Linked DNA regions of Homo sapiens: region 2 is linked to region 1. Evidence: chromatin contacts called from ENCODE Hi-C or POLR2A ChIA-PET data. All regions are on one chromosome and are shown on one strand. The core of a region is the stretch at or near the end of the contact, and the rest is flanking DNA. Distances in the headings are between cores, read along the strand shown. Region 1 overlaps KIAA1671. Region 2 holds the start of KIAA1671-AS1 (KIAA1671 antisense RNA 1).

Region 1 (6,123 bases), core at 769-3,268:
AGTCCTGTGATGCTGCAGATGGACCCCCTGCAGGGCAGAGAGCTCTGGAGATGTGTGGAGAGAAGGCAGACATGACAGGGGTCAGAGACTACAAGGCTGGGCTCAAATCCAGGTTCTACTTCAGAAAGTCATTCTCCTTCCCCATGTCTCAGTATCCTCAATTGCAAAGCAGACATAATATGCCCAATCTAGCAGGAGTCTATCAGACTAGCTGTCATTTAGCCAGGATTGGTGGTGCACACCTGTAATCCCTGCTACTCTGGAGGTTGAGGTGGGAGCATTGCTTAGGGCCAGGCTGGGCAATACAGCAAGACCCCACCTCTACAAAAAATAAAATAATTAGCCAGGTGTGGTGGCATGTGCCTGTAGTCTCAGTTACTCAGGAGGCTGAGGCAGGAAAGAAGGTCACTTGAGCCCAGGAGTTTGAGGCTGCAGTGAGCTATGATCACACCATGGCACTCCAGACTGGGCAACAGAGTGAGACTCCATCTCAAAAAATAATAATAGGCCAGGCGCAGTGGCTCACACCTGTAATCCCAGCACTTTGAGAGGCCGAGGCGGGTGGATCACGAGGTCAGGAGATCGAGAACATCCTGGCTAACACGGTGAAACCCCGTCTCTACTGAAAAATACAAAAAATTAGCCGGGCATGGTGGCAGGCGCCTGTAGTCCCAGCTACTCCAGAGGCTGAGACAGGAGAATGACGTGAACCTGGGAGGCAGAGCTTGCAGTGAGCCGAGTTTGCACCACTACACTCTAGCCTGGGCAACAGGGCGAGACTCTGTCTCAGAAAAAAAAAAAAAAATAATAATAATAATAAATAAATCATTGGAAAAAAATCAAAAGAACAGTATTTCATGACACATGAAAAATCATATAAAAATCAAATGTGTGTGTCTATACATAAGTTGTGATTGCAGTCAAACCACAGCCACACCCACTTGTTTACATCCTGTCTGGGCTGCTTGTGCAGTAAACGGCGGAGGTCAGCAGGTGTGACAGAGGTCTTATGGCCTGCAAAGCTGAAAATATTTACTATCTGGTCCTCTACAGGAGAAGCTGGCCGACCCCTGCTTTAGGCTGTGACCTCCAGAGGGCAAGGGGCTTTGTCCTTCATTTCTATGGATGCTCCCTAGTGCCTGAAAGGGGTCAGGGCCTTGACAGATGATCAGATAACAAATGGTGGATAATTACCATGAGGCCCTGCCCCCAGCATAGAGCTGTGCATCAAGCTTGTGATGGATGGATGGATGGATGGGTGGGTGGGTGGATGGATGGATGGATGGGTGGGTGGATGGGTGGATGGGTGGGTGGATGGGTGGGTGGGTGGATGGGTGGGTGGGTGGTTGGGTGGGTGAATGAAATGAATAGGCAGTTCTCTGTATCCATGGGTTCTACATCTATGGATTCAATTAATCACTGATTGAAAATATTCAGGAAAAAAATAAGGATGGTTGCATCAGTATTGAACAGGTACAGAGTTTTTTTTTCTTGTCATATTCCATAAACAATGTAGATAGTAACTACTTACATGGTATCTACATTGTATTAACTATCATAATTAATCTTGAGCTGATTTAAAGCATCTGGGAGGATATGTATAGGTTACATGCAAATACTACACCATTTTATATCAGGGATTTGAGCTTCTGGGGATTTTGGTATCCCGTAACCCAGTCTCCCACAGATACCGAGGGAAGACTGACTACATAGGGAAGATGCTCTGGTTGAAGCCACAAGCGTCATCCCTTAGGGTGGCCAAACGCCCCTCCAGAGTCACAAACCAGAATCTGACATCCCTTGGGCAGGCACCTCTCCAAGAGCGCCAGACTGGCCTTGACATTCCATGAGCCCAGAACTCTAAAGAGAGGACGTGATTCATCTGAGATAAGTCCTTTCACTAGGAGAGGAAGGAAACCCATGTTCAGATCCGGGACCAAATTTAACTCCTGTCTTTCACACGTCCCCATCCCCCATAACACACACACGCACACAAGTCCCAACCCAGCAGTCAGGAGACAGCATCGGCACTTACTGACTCAGCTTCCTCCCGAAGGGTTACCCCACAACCCTCGCAAAACACAGTTGGAGAAAAATCCTCAATGGGAAGGGGCTATTCCAGAGGGAGAGGTTTCTCCTGGTGTTGGAGAACAGAGTAGTTCCTCCCTCTCATTCTGTTTCTCTCTCTCTCTCTCTCCCCTCACCATACACACACACACACACACACATACACACACACACTCACACACTCTCTCTCTCTCTCCCCCTCTCCCTCCCTCTCTTCCTCCCTCAAAAGGCGCTGAGACAAAGAGGGAACTAAAGAAACAAGAGACAGAAAGGCTAGGCGCGCTGGCTCACGCCTGTAATCCCAGCACTTTGGGAGGCCGAGGTGGGCGGATAATGAGCTCAGGAGATCGAGACCATCCTGGCTAACCCGGTGAAACCCCATCTTTACTAAAAATACAAAAAATTAGCCGGGCGCGGTGGCGGGCGCCTGTAGTCCCAGCTACTCGGGAGGCTGAGGCAGGAGAATGGCGTGAACCCGGGAGGCGGAGCTTGCAGTGAGCCGAGATCGCACCACTGCACTCCAGCCTGGGTGACAGAGCGAGACTCTGTCTCGAAAAAAAAAAAAGAAAGAAACAAAACACAGCAGGAAATAACGGCCTTTCACTCCACAGGGAATTTCAGATCCAGCCAACAAGCCCATCTCTTAGGAGGATATTAGCATCCTCAATACCTCGGAGACAGCACCTAATTTACGTTTTAAATCCCAGTGTGGGAAAATTGATATGTTCCCAGTTTGGAATGTGAATAGAGATGTTTTATCTGAATAGAGATATATTTTTACTTCCCAATAAGAAGAAAGCTCTTTTCCACATGAATATATATCCAAAAAATCAGAGAGACAGCAGCTCCGTGCTTCTGGAACAGTTGGAATTATCCTGCCATTTCATCTGGGCCCGGGGCCTAGGATACTATAACAACCCTCCAACATGCTCCTTGGTGGACACAGGTCAGCGTTTATTGCTGTTTGCCTGCTTTTTTTTTTTTTTTTTTTTTTTTTGAGACGTAGTCTAGCTCTGTCGCCAGGCTGGAGTGCAATGACACGATCTCGGCTCACCGCAACCTCCGCCTCCAGGGTTCACGCAATTCTCCTGCCTCAGCTTCCCGAGTAGCTGGGGTTGCAGGCACATGCCGCCAAGCCCATCTAATTTTTTTGCATTTTTAGTAGAGATGGGGTTTCACCATGTTGACCAGGATGGTCTCAATCTCCCGACCTCATGATCCGCCCACCTCGGCCTCCCAAAGTTTTACCTGCTTTTTCTCCTCTGCTCCTGAGCTTTGTCCTGAATGGGAAGACTCACAGCAGCTCACACATATAAGGGAATTAATTCCACGCTTATTAAGTTGCTGAAGCTGCCTCATCCCTTGCCCAGTAGCTAAACCGTCTCTTGACTGGGCAGATGATGCATTACCTTCACCAACAGGTGTAAAATCAGTGCTCCCTGTCCTGGGCTATTTCCCGTGCCCTGGACACCCAGCTATATTTGAGGATGGTCCTTTGCCTCCAGGTGTGTTGAGAACTTACAAGACTGAAGATGTTAGCTGAGGCCTTGAGCTTTCTTTCCCCTAGCTGTGTGACCCTAAGAAAACTGCTTAACCTCTCTGGGCCTGCATTTCCTCAAGAGATAAAAGTACTGCCCTACCTATCTGCAAAGGATTTGAGGCTTAGAACACTGGAGGGATGTCAGTGTGCTTGGGGGTAACCCTTAAGGCATGTACCCTCAGTCACTGTCATGCCCCTTCCTAATTAAGTGACTTTCTTCCAAAAGGGAATGCAACCACATAATGTCCCTGCTTAAGCCCCTGAGAGGCATTTAGAGTTAAATCCAAACACCGGCCAGGCGCGGTTGCTCACACCTGTAATCCTAGCACTTTGGGAGGCCGAGGCGGGCAGATCACCTGAGGTCGGGAGTTCGAGACCAGCCTGACCAACATGGAGACACCCCATCTCTACTAAAAACACAAAGTTAGCTGGGCGTGGTGGTGCATGCCTGTAATCCCAGCTACTTGGGAGGCTGAGGCAGGAGAATTGCTTGAATCCAGGAGGCGGAGGTTGTGGTGAGCCGAGATCGCACCATTGCACTCCAGCCTGGGCAACAAGAGTGAAACTCTGTCTCAAAAAAAAAAAAAAAAAAAAATTCCAAACACCTTTCCATGGCCCCATACCCCAGGCCCCCAGACCCCCAGCTTCAGCCCCCACCGCACAGTCACACAGGCCTCTGTGCCGCACTCCTGCCAGAAAGCCCTAGCGCAAGCTGTTCCCTCTGCTTCAAACAACCGCACCTTGAACCACCCCCGCCCCCCCACCATACACACATCCTTTAAGTCTGAGCTTTAATGGCCCTTCTTCAGTGTAATGGGAGAAAAACTGTCTCCCCAAAATTCAGGTCCACCTGTAATCTCAGAATGCGACCTTCTTTGGAAATAGGGTCCTTGTAGATGTAATTAGTTAGGTCTGAATGAGGTCACTCTGCATTAGGGTGGACCCTAATCCAATGACTAGTGTCCTTATAAAAAAAGAACACACAGACATACAGCTAGAAGCCAAAAAACGCCAACAATTGCCGGAAGCCACTGGAAGCTGAAGAAGAAAGGAGGGATTCTCTTTTACAGCCTTTGAAGCAGTGTGGCTCTGAGGACACTATTAGCCTCAAGAAAGTCGGAAAACACAGTGCTGTTGTTTTGAAACCACCCAGATTGTGATAATTTGTTAAGGTGCACTCAGAAAAGCACAAGCCGAAGCTCAGCTAAAGTTCATCCCCCATTTTCTTCAAAGCATCCTGGTCTTCTTTCTCCCTCCTGCCAGGTCTGCCTCTCCCTCCAGCCCACAGACCCCAAGAGAGAAGGGATCTCAGCTGCAGGGTTCCCTGTAGCCCCCAGCACAGAGCCTGGCCCACAGCAGGTGTCAGAGGAGTACTTTCCAAATGAATTCAACAGATGCCTGGAAGGAAGCTCAGAAAGGCCAAGGGACTCATCCAAGGTCACACAGCAGGTTGAAGCAGGCCAGGGAAACCAGCACCCAGGCCACTGGCCTCCCTATGAGTGATTCAAGGAGCCAAGACGCTGGCACTCATCCTGCAAGGACTTGGGTCCGGCAGGAGAAGCTCCCTCTCCCTCCCAATTCCCAACTTCCAGGCCTGTGCCCTCTGGGATCTGTGCCCAGCCAACACCACGACCTTGGCAGGGACCATCCCAGCTCAGTGACCCTGGAGATAAAAGCCTCTTGGGTCCTCCTGAGGTTCTGGGGCTGCTGTGGGGCAAGGGATGCCCTAGACTCAAGTTACCCCAGCACCCACAGGGCAAATGCCAGTGACCAGCAAAGGCCGCTCAAGAAACAGGCCCTCACCCATGCAGACCCACAACCCTGCACCCACCTGGCTCCTGCCTCACACACCCTCATTCCCTAGCTCTGCATTGATGAGTGTGGGAGGCACACAGTCCAGAGAATGGACATTAAATAGCACTGACTCACGGAAGAAAAGTGATTCCAGCCAGGAGAAGGTCTCCATGAGGTGCCAGCCTGTCTTTAACACTTCCGCGACACTTGCTAATCACGCTTTTTAGCAAAGAGAGAGTAAGGCCACTTCTAGCCCAAAAACCTGCAGTGAAAGCGGCATTTATTTAGTGGGAACTTGATGACACTGTTTGATTTCCTTTGCCTGTATTTCTTAAGTAATCTACTTATAACCAGCATCGCTGGTGTTATCAATTGACAGTAATAATACATAGAATTATTTGAGTACAATGAGGTGGGGGTGGTTTTAGATAATTAGAGGAATAATAACATAAGAAGTAAAAAGATGTGGAAACATCACTCAAGTGGTGCGTGGATGACAGAGCTTGGGGGACTCTACACTCATTTGTTCATTCATTCACTTACTTTATCCATGATGTACACATATACACATGTCTCTCCTCAGGTAATTCAGGCAGCATCCAGTAATATATGGTTATGCCTCCCAGGCCAGGTGCCATAAGAATCACCTGGGGAGTTTTCCTTTTATGTTAGACAGAGTTTTGCTGTGTCACCCACGCTGGAGTGCAGTGGTGCAATCACAG
Region 2 (6,483 bases), core at 57-2,556, 130 kb before region 1:
CCACTCCCCAGGGTGGGGAAAGAGGGATGCCAACAGAGCCTGCCTGTCACCAACCCCATACCCTGAGAGAGAACAGGAGTGACAGAGAAACAAACAGAGACAGAGCAAGGCAGAAAGACACATCACAGAGACAGAGATACACACAGAGGGAGACAGAATGAATGAGGGGCCTTCTTTCCCTGTGGCAAGTCACACCTTCCAGAGGTTGGGGAATCTGTCTCATAAATCCAAGCCCCACTAATTTGTTCTGGGCCACAAAGAAGCACAGACCCACTGTGAAGGAGACGTCCTGTGAACGAGACACGTGTCATGCCCAAGTGCTCGGCTCCTGCCTTGCATTTGCAACTGCCTGCTCTGGCTGCTGCGTGACCTGGGGTGAGTCACACCTCTGGGTCAGCAGAGGGGATACTGAGCCCCTGCACCTGGCAGGGCAGCTGTGAGCCCTGCCACCTCGAGTGTAGGGAGGGCCAGCTCAGGGCTCCTCCCTAAATGCTGGGTCCCTTAATGACTATAGCACTCCTGGCTAGGAGGAACCCAGAAAAAGGGGCTGGCTTAGCCCTTCGCCTGTCCTCAAGTGCTCCCATAAACTGGGCCAACACAGTCAGGTGGCAGAAGTCTCCTATGTGAAAATGGCAGGCCCTCTCTTTAGGCTCAGGTCTGGTCAGTGACCTGGGCAGCCCTGAATTAATTGGGAGGGTCTGGGGAGAACATCTGCTGGGAGCTGGACTGCAAAGAGCCGTGAATGGGGAGGTCAGAGCCTGGGGTTCGGGACCTGGCTCTGCCACTCACTCACTGTGCTTCCCCCACAGTAGGCACTTTCGCTTTCTGGGCCCAGTCCCACCTCTCCAAATCATCAGAAGGACCTTACGATTGTTTCTGCACTGTCGCCTAGCAGGACACAGGCCAAGGTTTTAATCATTAGCTGTCATTCCACCCTGCTGTCCCAATCCAAGCCCTCCCGAGCCTGCCTGAGTAAGAAATCAAGGCCTCCCTCCCTGGCCCACTCACACCAAACCCAAGGTTCACGGCCAGCGGGCAAACTCGCCCACCACACCTCGGTCTCCTAAGACCCTTTCCTTGGCAATCCAATGAAAGCTCGGTGGAACGACAAAAGCTACAACTCAGCGTGCACATGACACCGCCACTTGTGCTTCCTAGGAGGGTGAGAGGAGATGAGGCAGGTGCCACTAATCCACCCTAAAAATAGGGAGAAGGATGAGCTTTCGTGTCGGGGGTTGGGGTGTTCACACTTAAACATAAATCAACTGGCAAATTCAGCCCAACTCACGTGCTGGCCCTGTCCACACAGACGTCGACTCCAGCAAAAATGTCCTGACTGACTTCAGGAGAGAGGAATTATTGCTACGTGCCTCTTTCCCAGGTACAGGGGACAGGAAGTGCCTGGGCTTTGACTGACAACTATTCTGGAAGAAGTAACTTCCCCGGTTTGATGTCTGGGACCCCCTCCCTGGGAGGACTGGAGGGGAGGAGCTTTCAGTGTTGTTTTAATATTTTTTAAAACATAATAAGCTTACAATATCTGGCGGTTCCGAATCTGTATGCCTTTTCCTCAGTGAAGAAAATCTCTGTTGGCTGCGAGCAGAGAAGCGGCGGAAGGATTCCCGACTCCGGGAAGCCAGGTGTCGGAAGGAGGAAGTACGCTTGAAGGGGGTCCGGCTGGCCGACTCTGCACTCGTCCGTTCGTGGCCCACCGTGGTGGTCACCAAATTGAGGGCTTCCTGGAAGGACCTCCTCACGGTGCCCATCCACTGGGTCATGTGGGTCTGGGCCACTGTGAGTTTATCTCCCAGGTAATCCATGGGGCCAGCCAGGAGGAGAGGGAAGAAGGAAGTTAGGGAGGGAGAGAGCAATTAAAACGCCAGTGTCCTCTTGCCTCTTTGGACTCTTTTGCTCATGGAAGTTTTGGGCTTGCTTGGAGGAAAAAAAATTAAAAACAGCAGCTTTCTTCAGGCAAACCAAGGGTAAGTAAACATCCCTGAGCCAGGAGCCGGCTGCATCCACGGGTGCCGCTCAGAATTAAGAGGCAGCTAAGTGCCAGGCTGGGAGTCCACCCCAGCGGAGTTATAAAGTCAACACACTGGGCAGTCCAGGTTCCAGTTCCAGGGCTCACCCAGCTGATCGGCCGAGACAAGGAGCTTTGAGGAACAAGCCGGCTGCACTCACTCCAGGGCGTGACGGTCCCGAAAGGCGGGGGATGGGGATGGGGGTGGGGGTGGAGGGGGCGGCCTTTGGGCACCCTCGTCCTCACTTCCCTTCAGGTAGGCAGCCCCCCTGAGGTGCACCCTGGGAGGTTCCGGTGGGCAAGCTGCCGCACCCTGCTGCCCCCTGCCCGGCTGCCCTCGGCCAGACCCCGCTCACCTGACCCATGCAGGTTTTCTGTCCTCTGGCTGGAGATTCCAAACCTGTCGGCCGGCAGGCGGCTAGCTCACTTCCGGAGGCAGCCACCAGGGCCCCCGGGTCCCCTGGCTGAGCAGCCCGGGATGACATCAGCCCCCGTCTTAGCGAGGGGCTTCGCTGCCCAGGAATGCAGGAGGGGCCTCGGGGAGGCGGAGGCGGTGGCGGCGGCCGCCCAGGGAGCTGACGTCCGCCCCCATTTTTTTCTCCCCCAAGTCCCAACTCGCTCACGGTCCCTCGGGGCTGATGGCAACTTCACGTGCCTGCCAGCCTACCCACCCCTGTGCCCTCACAGCAAGCGCACCAGGAAATGCGGCTGCACGTGTGTGCATGTGTGTGCACTCTGTGTGTGTGTGCGTGTATGTCGGCGATCTGGCAGCCCCGGGAAGGTTAGCACTGCTGGGAAACGGCTTCTGCCTCTAAGGTTACAGGCAGCGTCTTGGGACCTCTGGTCGGCTGTCAGTCTGTCTCCCTCTCGTGGTCTGTTTCTCTGTTGATTTCTCAGCCTCGCTCTCCTCCCTCTCCCTGTGTCTCAACTTCCACTTGCTTGTCTCTAAGCGTCTCTCCTCTCTCTCTCCTTTTCAGCTGTCTCTCCCTCCCTCTCTGGAAGGCAACACTGATCCAGGTGAGACAGCCTCTGAGGTCCCCCAGGAAGGACTGGGGAGGGCTGTATTTCAGTACAGGCGGAGTTGCCATGGCAACCCGGGGCACAGCATCTGCCCTGTCCTGGGCAGCAGGCTCAGCACTGGGAGCAATGGGAATGATTCATGGTTTACACTAGGTCACGTGAGCTCCCTGGGTTTTAACCCTTACAGGGCTGGAGTACTAGGGGTTGGGGGTACGACTAGACCCTAACACCCACTGTCCTCGGCCAGGCCCCGCTCATCTGACCCATGCAGGTTTTCTGTCCTCTGCCTGGAGATCCCAAACATGTCAGGGGTTGTTAGAAGGGGGTGGGCAGCAGCTGGATCCTGGAGGTCAGGCACACCTGTTAAAGGAGGTTTCTCCTTCTAGCAGGGATCCATGTCCCCCCAACCCCACTACTTTTACAGACAAGGAAATGCAGATTCAGAGACATAGATTCACTTGCCCAAGGTCACACAGCAAGGATGTCACCAGGCATGCACCAGAGCTGCTCCCACCCCAGGTTTTCCCAGGTCTGACATGGTACCTGGCCCAGAGTCAGGGCTCTGTAAATATTTATTGTTCGGACACCAAGTACACAATTGAAACCCAGGTCGCTCAGAATGCATCCTATGTCCTTTCCACCACCACCTCACTTCAGTTTTGAACAAATATTTGTTTTCTAGACACTGGTCAAAGGGCCTCACTTGAGAAAGTTTATCACAAAGGACTCTCTGGCAATATGGCCAACAGATCTCTTTCTTTTCTATGTATTCCCAGTCCTTACAGCTATTCATTCTCTTTCTCTCCCTGTCTCTCTTCTTCTTTTTTTGGATACAGGATCTCACTCTGTTGCCCAGGCTGGACTGCAGTGGCATGATCACAGCTCACTGCAGCCTTGGCCTCCCAGGCTCAAGCGATCCTCCCACCTCAGCCTCCTCGGTAGCTAGGACTACAGGTATGTGCCACCATGCCCAGCTAATTTTTTTTTGTGTGTAATTTTTGTAGAGACAGGGTTTCACCATGTTGTCTAGGCTGGTCTCGAACTCCTAGACTCAAGCGATCCACCTGCCTCAGCCTCCCAAAGTACTGGGATTACAAGCATGAGCCACCACATCCAGCCTCATTCATTCTTTCATTCATTCATTTAATAAAGATTCAGAGGGTGCCTACTCTGAGCCAGGCACTGCATAGAGATTAAGAGCAGAGGGCTCACAGCCCAGCAGGGGATGACAGTGGTGGCTAATATTTATCAAGAGGTAACTAAATGTCCAACACCATTTCTAAGCATTCACAGGAATCAACTAATGAATTTTTTTGCATGAACCCATTTGACAGAGGAGACTGAGATCCACAGAGGTGAAATCATGTACCAAGGTTATGGCTGATAGATGTCCTCCAAGATGACCATCAGTAATCCTTGCCCCCTTTTATTCATAACCTGGTGTGGTCCCCTCCCACAACGAATCAAGGTTGGTCCGTGTGGTTAGCAGAATAAAGAAGTGATGGGCCGGGCGCGGTGGCTCACGTCTGAGTAAAGAAGAAGTGATGGGCCAGGTGCGGCGGCTCATGTCTGTAATCCCAGCACTTTGGGAGGCCGAGGCGGGTGGATCACAAGGTCAAGAGTTCAAGACCAGCCTGGCCAACATGGTGAAACCCCGTCTCTACTAAAACTACAAAAATTAGCCGGGCACAGTGGCAGGCACCTGTAATACCAGCTACTTGGGAGGCTGAGGCAGGAGAATCGCTTGAACCCGAGAGGCAGAGGTTGCAGTGAGCTGAGATCACACCACTGCGCTCCAGCCTGGGTGACAGAGTGAGACTCCGTCTAAAAAAAAAAAAAAGAAGTGATAGTGTAGGACTTCTAAAGCTTGGTCATAAAAGGCATCATGGTTTCTACCTTCTTCTCTGAGGTCATACTGGGGAAAGCCAGCCGCCATGTTGTGAGGATGCTCAAGCAGTCACACACAGAAACCCACATGGAGAGAATCTGAGGCCCCCAGCAAACAGCTAGCACCAGTTGCTGGCCATGTGAGTGAGCCACTATGGAAGCAGATGCTCCATCTCTAGTCAAACCCTTAGCTGACCGTAGACCTGGCCAGTATCTTGAGTACAACGTCATAAGAAATTCCAAGTCACAGTCACTCAGCCACACTGCTCCCAAATTCCTGGCCCATAGACATCACAGAGATACAAGTGCCCAGAGGCAAGTAGGTAACTGGTCCATGAGAAAACTGAAGATTGAAGGCAAAGATGGGGTGGGGGGCTCTTGCAGCAGCCTATATACCTTACATTGATATATCCAGAAGTATTACTCCACCATGCAGGTGAGGAAACATACACAGGAAACATACACAGGGCTAGGTCGCACTTCCATGAGTGCCTGGCTCCACCCTCCACCACATGCAGCCTCCTAGGTCCCAGGACTTCTGGCATCCAAAGTGGGCCTCCAAAGTTTGTCCATTTTCCCCACACAGATTGCCCATAGTGAGCTCCTACACCATGAAGTCCTCTTCATGGTCTGCTCCCTCATTACGCAGGCCCAGGACGTCCAGAGTGGAAACAGGAACAGACCTGAGAAAGAGCTGAGTCCTCCCCGCTGGCCCCAGAAAAGTCACACCAGAAATACCTAGAAAGCTGGAATGGCACACAGCTTTTTAACAGACCATCTGGACATCGGGGTGGGAAATCCACTGGGGTCCTCAGGAGGAAAAATGTTAAATCAAAATAGAAAGTAAAACACCTTTAAAATGATCATACCCAGTGTTGTCAAGGTTGTGGTGAAACAAGACACATATGTCCACAGCAGATGGACATGAAAACTGATATATATTTCCTGGAAGAAATTTAACACCCTAAATCAAAAGTCTTAAAAAATAATGGCTTGCCAGTTAATGACATACATATTGAAATGTACAGCTGAAATGTACTGATATCTATAATTTTTTTTTGAGACAAAGTCTTGCTCTGTCACCTAGGCTGGAGTGCAATGGCGTGATATCAGCTCACTGCAACCTCTTCCCACTGGGTTCAAGCGATTCTCCTGCTTCAGCCTCCCGAGTATCTGGGATTACAGGTGTGCACCACCACGCCTGGCTAATTTTTGTATTTTTAGTAGAGACGGGGTTTCACCATGTTGCCCAGGCTGGTCTTGAACTCCTGACCAGTGATCCGCCCACCTCGGCCTCCCAAAGTGCTGGGATTACAGGCATGAGCCACCATGCCCGGCCAATAATTTATTTTGAAATGCACACACACACAAAAAATGGAGTGCTGGGTGCTGTGGCTCACACCTGTAATCCCAGCTCTTTGGGAACCCAAGGTGGGAGGATTGTTTGAACCCTGTAGTCCCAGTACTCTGGAGGCTAAGGTAGAAGGATTGCTTCAGCCTGGGAAGTTAAGGCTGCAGTGAGCTGTGATCACACCACTGCACTCCAGCCCGGG

The links. A loop is a pair of places that touch in the nucleus more often than their neighbours do. ChIA-PET counts read pairs that join two places held with the same protein, here RNA polymerase II (POLR2A).
Region 2: a loop to region 1 is called in a map of endothelial cell of umbilical vein, with 2.6 times the contacts of the local background. The contact joins the promoter of KIAA1671-AS1 here to the enhancer-like site in region 1. A Hi-C loop is called at or near these places in 1 of 168 maps with a recorded cell type or tissue (endothelial cell of umbilical vein). POLR2A ChIA-PET finds 5 or more read pairs at or near these places in 2 of 52 experiments (HEK293 and activated naive CD4-positive, alpha-beta T cell).

Annotation. Positions count from the first base shown.
Region 1 is chr22:24,981,854-24,987,976 of GRCh38, reverse strand. The region is part of intron 1 of KIAA1671; the gene reads right to left. Among named protein-coding and RNA genes, the nearest start is that of KIAA1671, 32 kb to the right of the region's middle. Within about 2 kb of position 2,018, at least 9 of the 41 ENCODE cell types and tissues checked have a DNase peak (open chromatin) inside an H3K27ac peak, as active enhancers do; they include endothelial cell of umbilical vein, where a contact is called at or near this core.
Region 2 is chr22:25,107,515-25,113,997 of GRCh38, reverse strand. It overlaps KIAA1671-AS1 (KIAA1671 antisense RNA 1), which reads left to right and starts at 1,306. Exons shown (of 5, transcript NR_038941.1): 1 at 1,306-1,381; 2 at 1,575-1,811; 3 at 3,001-3,040; 4 at 3,880-3,997. All of the region lies in intron 6 of KIAA1671, which reads right to left. RefSeq lists enhancers at 1,627-2,488, 2,489-3,351.